2 separate regions of the Homo sapiens genome follow, and region 2 is linked to region 1. The links are chromatin loops, found by intact Hi-C in ENCODE. Cell type or tissue: B cell. All regions are shown on one strand. Links, peaks and the distances in the headings refer to the core of each region. The heading gives the core; the rest is flanking DNA.

Region 1 (5,392 bases), core at 182-5,181:
TCTCCTGAAATTGAGCCCTAAGTTCTCTAGTTCCTGACTATATTTGTCAGGCTTTAACCAAGTCAGGTTGTGCTCTTTGATCCTCAAACCTTGGTTCTAAGGGAGAACTTCTTCCAGAAGATTGTTTTTTGCATGATTATTATTTTTGACAGCCTTAATGGCCAATTCCTGTACAAATTATCATGTCAGCTGTAAAGCTGGCCCAAATTTATCATTAAGACTTAAAATAACAGAATGAACATTTTATTCTTTGTTGCTTTTGGTCATAAGTGCAGAGAGATAGTGTGGAAAGGGAAAAAATAAACACTGAGAAATGGAAAATAGGAAAATGAATTATTGAGGGATAATTCCCCATCAGTCTCTTACATTTCTGTATGTCTTAAAAGCATAGGCACTTATTCCTTTTTGATAAAGACTATATTTTCAAGAACCTTTGTATAGTGAGCAGCCTTGGAAAATAGAGATAAAGCTTTTCTCAAAAGTAGAGGGTGTGTTTGCTTACTGCCCGTTATAAAATATTCCTGGTCCCTAAATTCAGCATTCCTCTTCCATAACTCAATCCCCTATGTGTGTGGATGTGTCATCTGGCTCATTTCATATTACCTTGCAGGAACTGAGACTCAGGCAATGGCATACATGCCAATTATCTGTCACAGGTATTGACTGTGATAAACTGTATAATAAACTGAGTATGAAACTATGATCTGTGTATACCACATATGGGTATGTGGTAGCATACACAAGCATACCAAGAGACTTGTGTATGCTACCAACATACTGTAGGCTGAATGTTTGTGCCCCCGACCATGATAGGATAGTCACCTTTTACAGTTTGAATGTGTCCTCCAAAAAGCATGTGTTTGAAAGTTCATCTCCAATGCAACAGTATTGGTAGGTGGGGCCTAATGGGAGGTGTTTAGGTCATAAGAGATCCATCGTCATTAATGAATTAATGTTGATTATAAAAGGGCTTGAAGCTATGAGTTCAATCTCTTACTCTCTTGCCCTCTGTTTACCCTTCTGCCATGTGATGACACAGCAAGAAGCCCCTATCCAGTTGCTGATCCCTCAACCTTGGACTTCCCAGACTCCAGAACCATGAGCCAATAAATTTCTGTTTATTATAAATTACCCGATCTGTGGTATTCTGTTATAGCAGCTGAAAACAGACTAAGACAGTTTCCATATAAGGGGACAAAGAGACCAGAGCTCCTTCTCTCCCTACCATGTGAAGGTATAGCAAGGAGACATCAAACTGCAAACCAAGAAGTGGGCCCTCACTAGGAACTGAATCTACTGGTACTGTGATCTTGGACTTCCCGGCCTTTAGAACTGTGATAAATTTCTGTTGTTTAAGCCACCTGGTTTATGATATTTTGTTATAGCAACCCGAGACAACTTAGGGCATCAATAAAACTGTGGCATGATAACTTGTCAGGTTGCCAGTAGAATAAAATCTCAAACTCTTGACAATTGTTGACATACACTTCTACTTTGTTTAATAATACGGACTTCTTAGATAATGACTTATTTGGGAGCCATGCTAATGAGAGGCACTGTCTAGTGTAAAAGACACGGTTGGCCATTTCCAACTTTTTACCAGTTCTCACTCTGAAATAAATTCAAAATTTTTTGAAAGACACAAAATATTTTACTTAAATGGTGTAAAAGCCCATACAAAATATTCATACTGTTTCATCACTGAATAATAGCATGTCAGCTTTACACATTGTAACATATCTGGCAGGCTGAGGAAAAGCCCTATCCCTGAGACATATACGTATATATACACACGCATATACACATACAAACACATGTATCACACAAACACATATGCACACGCACACACATAGTCCATAAGACTAGATTATGTTCTGGAACCAGTTATCTAAGAATACAAAGTATGTTTAAAAAGCAAAGTAGCCTCAACTTTGCTTTTTAAAAAAAGCAAAGCTGTGAGAAAGCCTAGCTATGAGAAGGCCTAATAGGAAACACAAGCTGTAAATGTCATATTTATGCAAAGAATGGTCTCACTGCATCCAGAACACTTAATTCTTACAGTGCAACCATCCTTTTATTCTTCTGACTCACATCACCTTTTTAGAAGCACTTGCAATAAAAACCAATGCTTTGTACTCTATAGAAATGCTTACAAGCATAGGACTTTCTGGGATTTGAACTGAAATCAGATTCAGCAAATCTTCAGCCTGATATTGGGGTAGTGGGTGTGTGGGTGTGGTGAGGAATGATAGTTTAGCTTCAGCTTTCCAGGTGAGCCCACGCCCTCACAGTCATCCTTGCATGAAGGGAATTAGTCAAGAGATAATATTTAGAGTGTTTCAGTTTCATGCAAATATCCAGTTCCCCTAAAACCTAAAGCGATAATGAAAATTCTGTAACTTACACTTCACTGATTTGCATAAGCCTTGCCCATTCCCTATATTCTTATAAAATTGTCATAAATGTTTCCATCTTTAAAATAACCAATTAATAACTTTATACGTGGCAGGGCCTGTGGTAGCATGAAGGAACTAGATACCTGTGGTAGAAGGGAGGGAGATTTAAAAGATATGAATGTACAAATGAAGAAAAAAATTATTGTACTGAAAACTTAACCTTTATCTTTGAAATAAAAATGCTATATTCCTCCCCATTGTGCCTAGGTAGGTCCTAGCCAAGAAGGCAGCATAATGCAATGAAAATAATAAAGACTTTGGATTTGAAGTTAAGCAAAGCAGGCTTCTAATACTAGCTTCTCTCTCATTAGCTGTGTGACCTTAAGAAAGATAACCTGTTTGGGCTCTAGTTACCTGATCTATGCAAAACTCAAAACAAAAACCTGTTATGAAAGATTATTGACAACATAAAATGTTACAATTCATTAGCACCTGTAACATAGCATTCTGTGTCAGCCAATGTCATTATTATTATTAATTAGTATTATTATCATTAACCATTAAACTACATTATTTAATCCCATCACAGGGTGTACTCACACACACACTCACAGTTGCTCAGACTGGACCATTTAGACACAGCAATTAACCAAACATGCCCATTTCTGAAGGTGTAGGAGGAAACTAGCATACCCAGAGAAAACAGATATCTATAAATAGAAATCTATCTATAAATAGATATAAATAGATATCTATAAATAGATATAAATAGATATCTATCTATAAATAGATATGTTTTCCCAAATTAAATCAGATTTAAGTGATATGTCTGACTATATAAACAGATCTCTTACACTTGGATGTTGATTCTCATACAGTCAGAGCAAAGCCATGGTGAAGAAAATTCCTCTGTGCATATATAAATATTGGCGAGAAGGAGAGGAATGTGTATGTATTTTACATGTGTTTAATATACTTATTATTTTTACAACACAAACAATATAAATTAAAGTGTGACTCTTGAAGGTTGAAAGTCTGCAAAAGACAGAGGGGATGCAGAAACATTGTGGGTTAAAAATGACAGCTCAGAGGACACTATGAGTCAGAACTAGAAACCAGAAGTCCTTCATTTCTACTGTCTTGATAAAAACGTCTAAATCACCTATTTTTTCTGTGCTAAGTTTCCTCCTTAAGTATAGGTTAAGCATTCATCCAATTTTTTAAAACATACACATTAGATCCAAACCATGTACAATTCCCAAGTGGGGAGGTCACCTCCAGTCCCAGCACTCCTGGAAAGTTCTGACACATGTTCACCCATATGGATCCATTTGTCAGCCTACTTTGTAAGTGGTCCAGGCCTGAAAAAAAGGGGTTGCAACTTCTCTCTTGCCACAAATAACCTTGAGAGACTCTACAGGTTAATGGAAGATGTCACTATAGGCGTGAGAAATGGTGGTTGATTTATGTGCCAGACTCTTCCAGCTGATTCACAAGTTGTAGGCCATGCAGTGTCTCAGGAGGGCTTTCTTAGGAAATAAGTTTCTGTTTGTTCTCCTTTAGATAGACTAGATATTAGTATTCATAAGACAGACGTCTCCAAAGCAGTGCCTGTGAGCTTAAATACAAATATGAAATTAGTCATTTGTAAAGCAGATTTACATATTTCTCTGATGGGCTGTAAGATTCTGATTTTGAGTACTAATTCATGTAATTCATGTTTTAATACATTTATAGTGGCTCTCAAATTAGCTTTTCAGCCAACCATTGGGAACTATTTTTGGCTTGTTGGACTATTAATTCCAAGTACAAAACAAAGTCTTATGAAAGAATGGGTAAAAAATGTTGTCCTTTAAGTTACACAAAGAAGCAAAAACTCCCCCCAGGAAATTAACACTCTAATTATAAACTTTCTGGTTGAGAAAGTCTTGAAAAGCTTTGTTTCTTTTATGAAGTCATTTGGTTTGGCTTCATTTATTTTTTCCCATTCAGAACATATGGGAATATTCCCAAAACAACAGAACAGCTGGTCTTTTCAAAATAAGAAAAAAAAAATTTATGCTACTAACACTATAGAAAAAGAAATCCACACTGTTGGCAAAACAGCTGTTCTTATTTCTGAAGGATATGGCAGTGGCTAAGGCAACATGTTTTCCTGCTTAAATTACAGTTTTGGAAAAGAGAAACATCAATCGTTGTTTATAAATCAAGTTGTAATCATATCAGTTCCCTTCTTTCAACTTAGTCCACTTAGAATGTTTCCAGGTATTGAGAGGATTATCACACTGTCCAAATGTTCACATTTTGAATGACTTTCTCAGTTTACATTTAAATAGTTGACATCTTATAGTAGGCACAGGTCTTCTGGAAGTTACTACTCTACACTGTATTTTCTTCCAATTTTTCAGTTTTACATGGCAAGACATTGACAAATGTTAATGATGAAGGAGAAAAGAAGCAATTTAACAAATTGAAAATGTATGTTCAGAGTTCAAACAATATCCTAAATTATACTTTATATGCCCTCAGGGGTAAAATGGAATTTAACACCCTGAATCAGTCTCTCTTGGTCCAGTGGACACAGGACTGTGTCAAATCTCAAATTCTCTCTTAACCCTCAGCTTTGTTGCACAAAAGTGACAAAAAACTCATATGTACATTGTCCACAATTCAAAATCGAATCTACAAAAGTATTAGTCTGATATTTTTTGATAGATATATACTTCTTAGCAGAAATAGGTGAAACTTGAAAATTGCTTCCCTGAATTAAAAAGGATGAATTACAACAAAAGCTATACAAATAATTGATTAATAAAATATTTTAAGATTCAACAATAAAGAATCTATGTGGTAAGCCCCTACCCCTGGCAAAACCAGAGCAAGATGACAGTTCTATATGGCAACCTAATTGATATAATCTGTAGGTCACCAAAATGTTTGCAACCGACCAGCAAATTTCCACATCAGACTTACTAGTTATTGGTTTGGCAGCAAAG
Region 2 (5,392 bases), core at 82-5,081, 56 kb before region 1:
AACACTGTTGCTTCAGGGAGAGTCCTTAAAGTCTTGTTAAATTTGCATAACCTTCTCTAAAGCTGTCTCTGGACCATACCCCCTTGAATTATGATCAGTGGGACACTGTAGTTGCTTTGCCAAAGTATAGTAAACACACCTCAAAATCAACCCTGTCCTGCAAACCTGCTCATTGCCTTTTATTCATACTGGAGTGTCTTTACAGTGTTCCCCCAGGGTTTTTCCAAAAAGAATCCTCAGTCCTTCAGGCAAACAGATACATGAGATGTAGTCTTTACTAGTCTCCTGGACATGCAGAGACACAACCTAAATCACAGGGTAAACAACACAGTTTAGCCTCCAGCTGGAGCTTTTGAACTTTTATATATTAATTATATGGCATTAAATACATCACTACTTAAAGCCTTGGCCTCAATAAAAATAGGCTATGGTCCAGCTTTGGTTAGGCTGTAACTCCCAGGGACTGCAATTATCTTCCAGAAAGATGGTAATCTCTCAAAGAATTTAAACATTATTTTTAATTTAATTGACTTTTAAAGTAAATATATATTATATACCAATTAAAGAGAAAATAGGACTCATTTCAAAACAAAGTTCCCCTTTACCCAAGTGACTGACATTTAATGCATACAACAACCCAGGCACCAGATTGAGACTGTTGTCACATAACCCTCACAACAACCAAGGTAGGCTCTGTTGTTATTTTGATACTAAATATGAGCAAACTGAGACTCAACATGGTTAAGCAAATTTCCCAAGGTCACGGTTGTTCTTGTAGAATACTAGAAATTCCAAAAAAGAAAAAGAAGAAAAATGGAATTCACCTGATATCACACCTCCTAAACTCAACCAATATGAACATTGTGATGCGTTTATTTATCTACATATGTAGATTTATAGGACAACTTGTTATATTATCTGCCTTCCACTCAATAATATAGTTGAATGATTCGCATCATTTTTAATCACATCATTTTAAGTCATGTACTTAAGGTAGCCTATTTTGGACATTTAGGTTACTCGTGGAATTTTTAAGGCTCAAAAGAGGAGGAGCCTGTCTGCCAAAACCTGGGATGTACTTGAAAATATGTGGTTTTGACAGATGGATTCTCTGTCTAGCTTGATGTGAGAACCTGGTTAAGTCACTTAACCTTTTAAAACCTATTCCTTCATCTGTAAAATGAGATTGTCATTTACCCTTCCCAATTGTCAAAAGAATTAGATGTAATCCAAGCAAAGTTCCTCATTGGGTACTGGACATAGAACATGTGTTCACCAAGTAACACTGTGTGCATCCCCACTGACCTTACTTCTCTAGGCCTGTATTTTTATGTAAAAGAGAGTTTTGTTAGCTGATCACTAAGGAATAATTAGTTGCTTATTGCATATCTAAGACTGTGATTTTAAGATTCTGTTCAGAGATTTTAGAAAATCTTCGAATCCGGTCTCATGGTATCGAAGTAAAACTTGGAAAGATTTACTTGTGTCTGCACAGGTAGAACTAGTTCAGATGCTCTCTAGTCATGTCCTCACTGATACCCCATTATCTCTTGTGACTGTGTTTAGGAATCAGCAGTGAACCATTGACCACTTCATAGAAGTAGCCTGTTGTATTGGTCTCAGCATCTGCAGAGCTATGGTGCATTAGAGTATATACCACAGGTCATGTGGTACTTATAATAGTTAAAGAAACAACATTTTAAAATTAATAGTAGCACAGTGGATTCGAGATTATACTTCTTTGTAAGATCTCCAATTGCCTTGTCTTTCATTGTGATCTTCTTCTTTAGTGAGAAAGAAAGGGACAGAATTGGCCAGGCGTGGTGGCTCATGCCTGTATTCCAAGCACTTTGGGAGGCCGAGGTGGGTGGATAATTTGAGGTCAGGAGTTCAAGACCAGCCTGGTCAACATGGTGAAACCCCGTCTCAACTAAAAATACAAAAATTAGCTGGGCAGTAGTGGCACGTGCCTGTAATCCCAGCTACTAGGGAGGCTCAGGCAGGAGAATCGCTTGAACCCAGGAGGCAGAGGTTGCTGTGAGCCAAGATCATGCCGCTGTACTCCAGTCTGGACAACAGAGTGAGACCCTGTCCAAAAAAAAAAAGAAAGAAAGGGATGGAGTTAAAAAGCGTACTGGAGTTACAGCTGCTCAGCCAAGACTTTACTTCACTCTGGATATCCCACATGGGGTAGTGTTTGACATGTCAAATTCATCTCCCACTTGGGACAGCAAAGGGAAAAATAGAAAACCAGTAGGTAACAGCACTGCACTTAAGTGAAATAGCTTTATTCTGTTCCGTGACTAGAGACCTCACCAATCCAAGCAATTCTAGCATCCTCCTGAGAGCCCAAAGCATCTATGTAGAGATTAGAAACAGACTACCATAAATCTGTCACCCATAAAGGAGAGCCCTGGCTTATCACAGTGCTTTATTCCTAGATGAAGGCCAGCATATTTATATCTGTATTTCTGAGCTCAAGATGTATTTAGCTGCTTGGCATCTTACTAAATTTTAATAAAACATTTGCATTTGCACATGTGCTAGCATTTTGACTAGAAAATAGTGCAAACCTCAAATAGTTGAATGAGCCATAGGAGAAAAATCACAGGTTTCAGACAGCTGCAAGATGGTAAAGATGAGGAAGTTAAATAAGTGGGTGTGTTTATTCTTGCAAATGTGTGATCTTTCTGGTACAAAAGTTCGAGAATGAAAAAAGATCAAAATACCAGTACTGCCATGTGCAGACCAGCATTCTTTATTGTTAAAGGGACTTGTGGATGACAGGGAAAAGGAGGGCTTTCTGTAGGCCTTTGATCGGGTAGCAGCTGATGGGAGTTTAGAAGGATGCAGGCTGCAGTGGAGGAGAGTCGGTACACCCTGACTCACACCTGCAGTTTGTTTCATGTGACCCTGGAAGAAAGTTCAGCACAATTTAATGAAATCACGTTCCATGGCAGAAGAGTGTGTTTGCAAGTCTGATGAAAATCTGATGGGCATTCTGCCTGGGAACAATGTAAGGAAATAAACAAATGTTTTCCACTATGATTATCAAATCAACAAAACTCTGACTTTGGTTAACAGAGAAGGAATCCAAAGAATATTGACACGATTGGTAAATTGTAGAAAATTGCATTAAATCAATCATCTTTCAAGAAAAATTCCCCGGGATAACACCGACTCTCTTTCAATGAACAAAAGAAAGCTATCCTGAAAGCTATATTGTCCTTGTGTAATATGAGTTTCTTTTTTTTAATAGGAGCTTCTGTGTTTCGTTAAGTCTAAATATAATTCATGCCTTTTGGTTCCCCGCCTCCACCACTAAATTTTTTTAGCAGGTTTGACTCTAGGAAAAATTGTGAATAGATAAAATTCTGTTTACAGCTCTTCTCTGTCATCATTCTATTTTCCAGTACCATTTACATATTCCTGTGTTTACCATAGATTTCCTGAATAGCTTTTATGTTGCACTGGGAATACACAAAAATGTTTAACATTTGGTTCATGTCCTCAAAAAGTATATAATATTATCTCTTTGGAAATTACTCCTCTTCTTGAAATACCCATCTTAGATTTTTTTTTCTCTCAGACTACTACATGCTTCTCACTAAAGTACCTCTTGAATTACATGAGAAAACACTGATGAATGATAATGGAACATCAGCACGTCATCATCTGAGTGCATATTGAGAGCTAGTAGGTGCTCAGTAAATATCTGTCTTATCTCCCTTGATAGTTGTCAACCTATGGCATGGCCCATTTTTACTGTATCCAAAGGAACGAAACTATTAACATGGAATGGCAAATGATGAGGAAAACATTTTAAAGGGGGCAACAGTCCCTAAATTAAATGCCATCAGTGCTTCTCCCAGGTCCTTTCTCCTCCAGTGTACCACCCTCCAGCTGCACTGTCTGGCTGCTGGGCTGCAACTACCCCTCTTTTCCACTTTTCCAGAGAATTGTCCTCAGCTCAAATCTGACTGTCACAGGGGTACAAAAGCCCAGCCCCCTTGCCTCAAAGTAGGACAAATTCGGTCCTCTCCAGCTTTCTGTGGGACCAGATTAAAGCTGGAGTCCTCCTGAGGTTCCATCCTTGCTTGGTTTCTTCCCCTGCCCAAGCTGACTTTCCTTCCTCCCTTTCTCCTGGCAGCACTGCTTCAATAAGTCACATACATCTGAATCCCTATCTCAGGCTCTGCTTCTAGGGAATCCAACCCAAGACATCTCAAATAATCATAGGGAGCCAATAACCTACAGGATATGCATGTTCTTCTTGCTTAAAAATAAGTGAAAACAGGTTGGGCGCAGTGGCTCATGCCTGTAATCCCAGCACTTTGGGAGGCCCAGGTGGGAGGATCACCTGAGGTCAGGAGTTTGAGACCAGCCTGGCCAACATGATGAAACCCCATCTCTACTAAAAATACAAAAATTAGCCAGGCCTGGTGGCAGGCACCTGTAATCCCAGCTACTCAGGAGGCTGAGGCAGGAGAATCACTTGAACCCAGGAGGCAGTGTCTGCAGTGAGCCGAGATCATGCCACTGCACTCCAGCCTGGGTGACAGAACAATACTCCATCTCAAAAAAAAAAAAAAAAAAAAAATGCAAAAACAAAAATAACAGCATGTAAGTCTTGAGAAAGATTATCAAACTGTTTAATAAATCTAAGATACACAAGTAAAAAAAAATTTACATGGTAATAAAAATGCCAATTTCATAATAAGGGTAAGGCTCTGTCTAGTCATTTCATGTCTAAATAAATAATAGAAAGAATCTTTTATATTAGCAATATTACAAAATTATTTTTGTCACATATCCTGTGAGAAATAATAAATAAGCCAAGACTTCTTGGACAAATAAATGAAGTAACAAAACCATAACAGTGATAATATAAACCTTTGCCCATTAAATATTTTGAGGTGGTTTTACTCATTATGTAAACTGAAACTGAAAATCAGGCAATGTTTATTGGTCTTATTGGTCTTCTGTCATATTACCTCATCATCGTTAACTTTACAGTGTTTTAAAATTTTTAAATGTTAAAATGCATTATTTCCATTGAGTCTCAAAGATTTTTTTTTTTTCCCCCACAGAAGGGGTTATTAACCCTGCCTCAGATTCTAGCAACTCTGCTTGACCATTACAAGGGAAGCTTTTAAGAGATATAAGGGCCTAGATTCCATGCCAACCTATTTAAACCATGCCTGGGAGAAGGGTGAGACCTGTGTAATCATGTTTTAAAGCTTCTAGATGTTTCTAAGGTGTCACTAGGTTGAGAAACACCAGATTAAGCAACATGGCCAAATTTTTCCAGCTGCTGAGTCCTAGAGCAACATCTGAATCCAGAATTTCTCAGCCACATTGGACTTCCTTCCTTCCATTTCACCAGAAGTTC

Evidence for each region. Peaks named below come from ENCODE experiments on the same cell type or tissue, not always from the same donor. Only the 100,000 strongest peaks of a DNase experiment are listed, where the experiment ranks them.
Region 2: it touches region 1 in a loop (2.7-fold over the local background); 1 of 110 quality-filtered maps calls a loop at or near these places.

What each region holds. Positions count from the first base shown.
Region 1 is chr4:85,390,314-85,395,705 of GRCh38, reverse strand. No RefSeq gene overlaps it. Among named protein-coding and RNA genes, the nearest start is that of ARHGAP24, 82 kb to the left of the region's middle. In B cell, for the core only: no CTCF peak of the experiment used is centred there; a DNase peak (open chromatin) is centred at 2,315; H3K4me3 peaks cover 370 bases.
Region 2 is chr4:85,446,572-85,451,963 of GRCh38, reverse strand. No RefSeq gene overlaps it. Among named protein-coding and RNA genes, the nearest start is that of ARHGAP24, 26 kb to the left of the region's middle. In B cell, for the core only: no CTCF peak of the experiment used is centred there; a DNase peak (open chromatin) is centred at 2,653; H3K4me3 peaks cover 559 bases.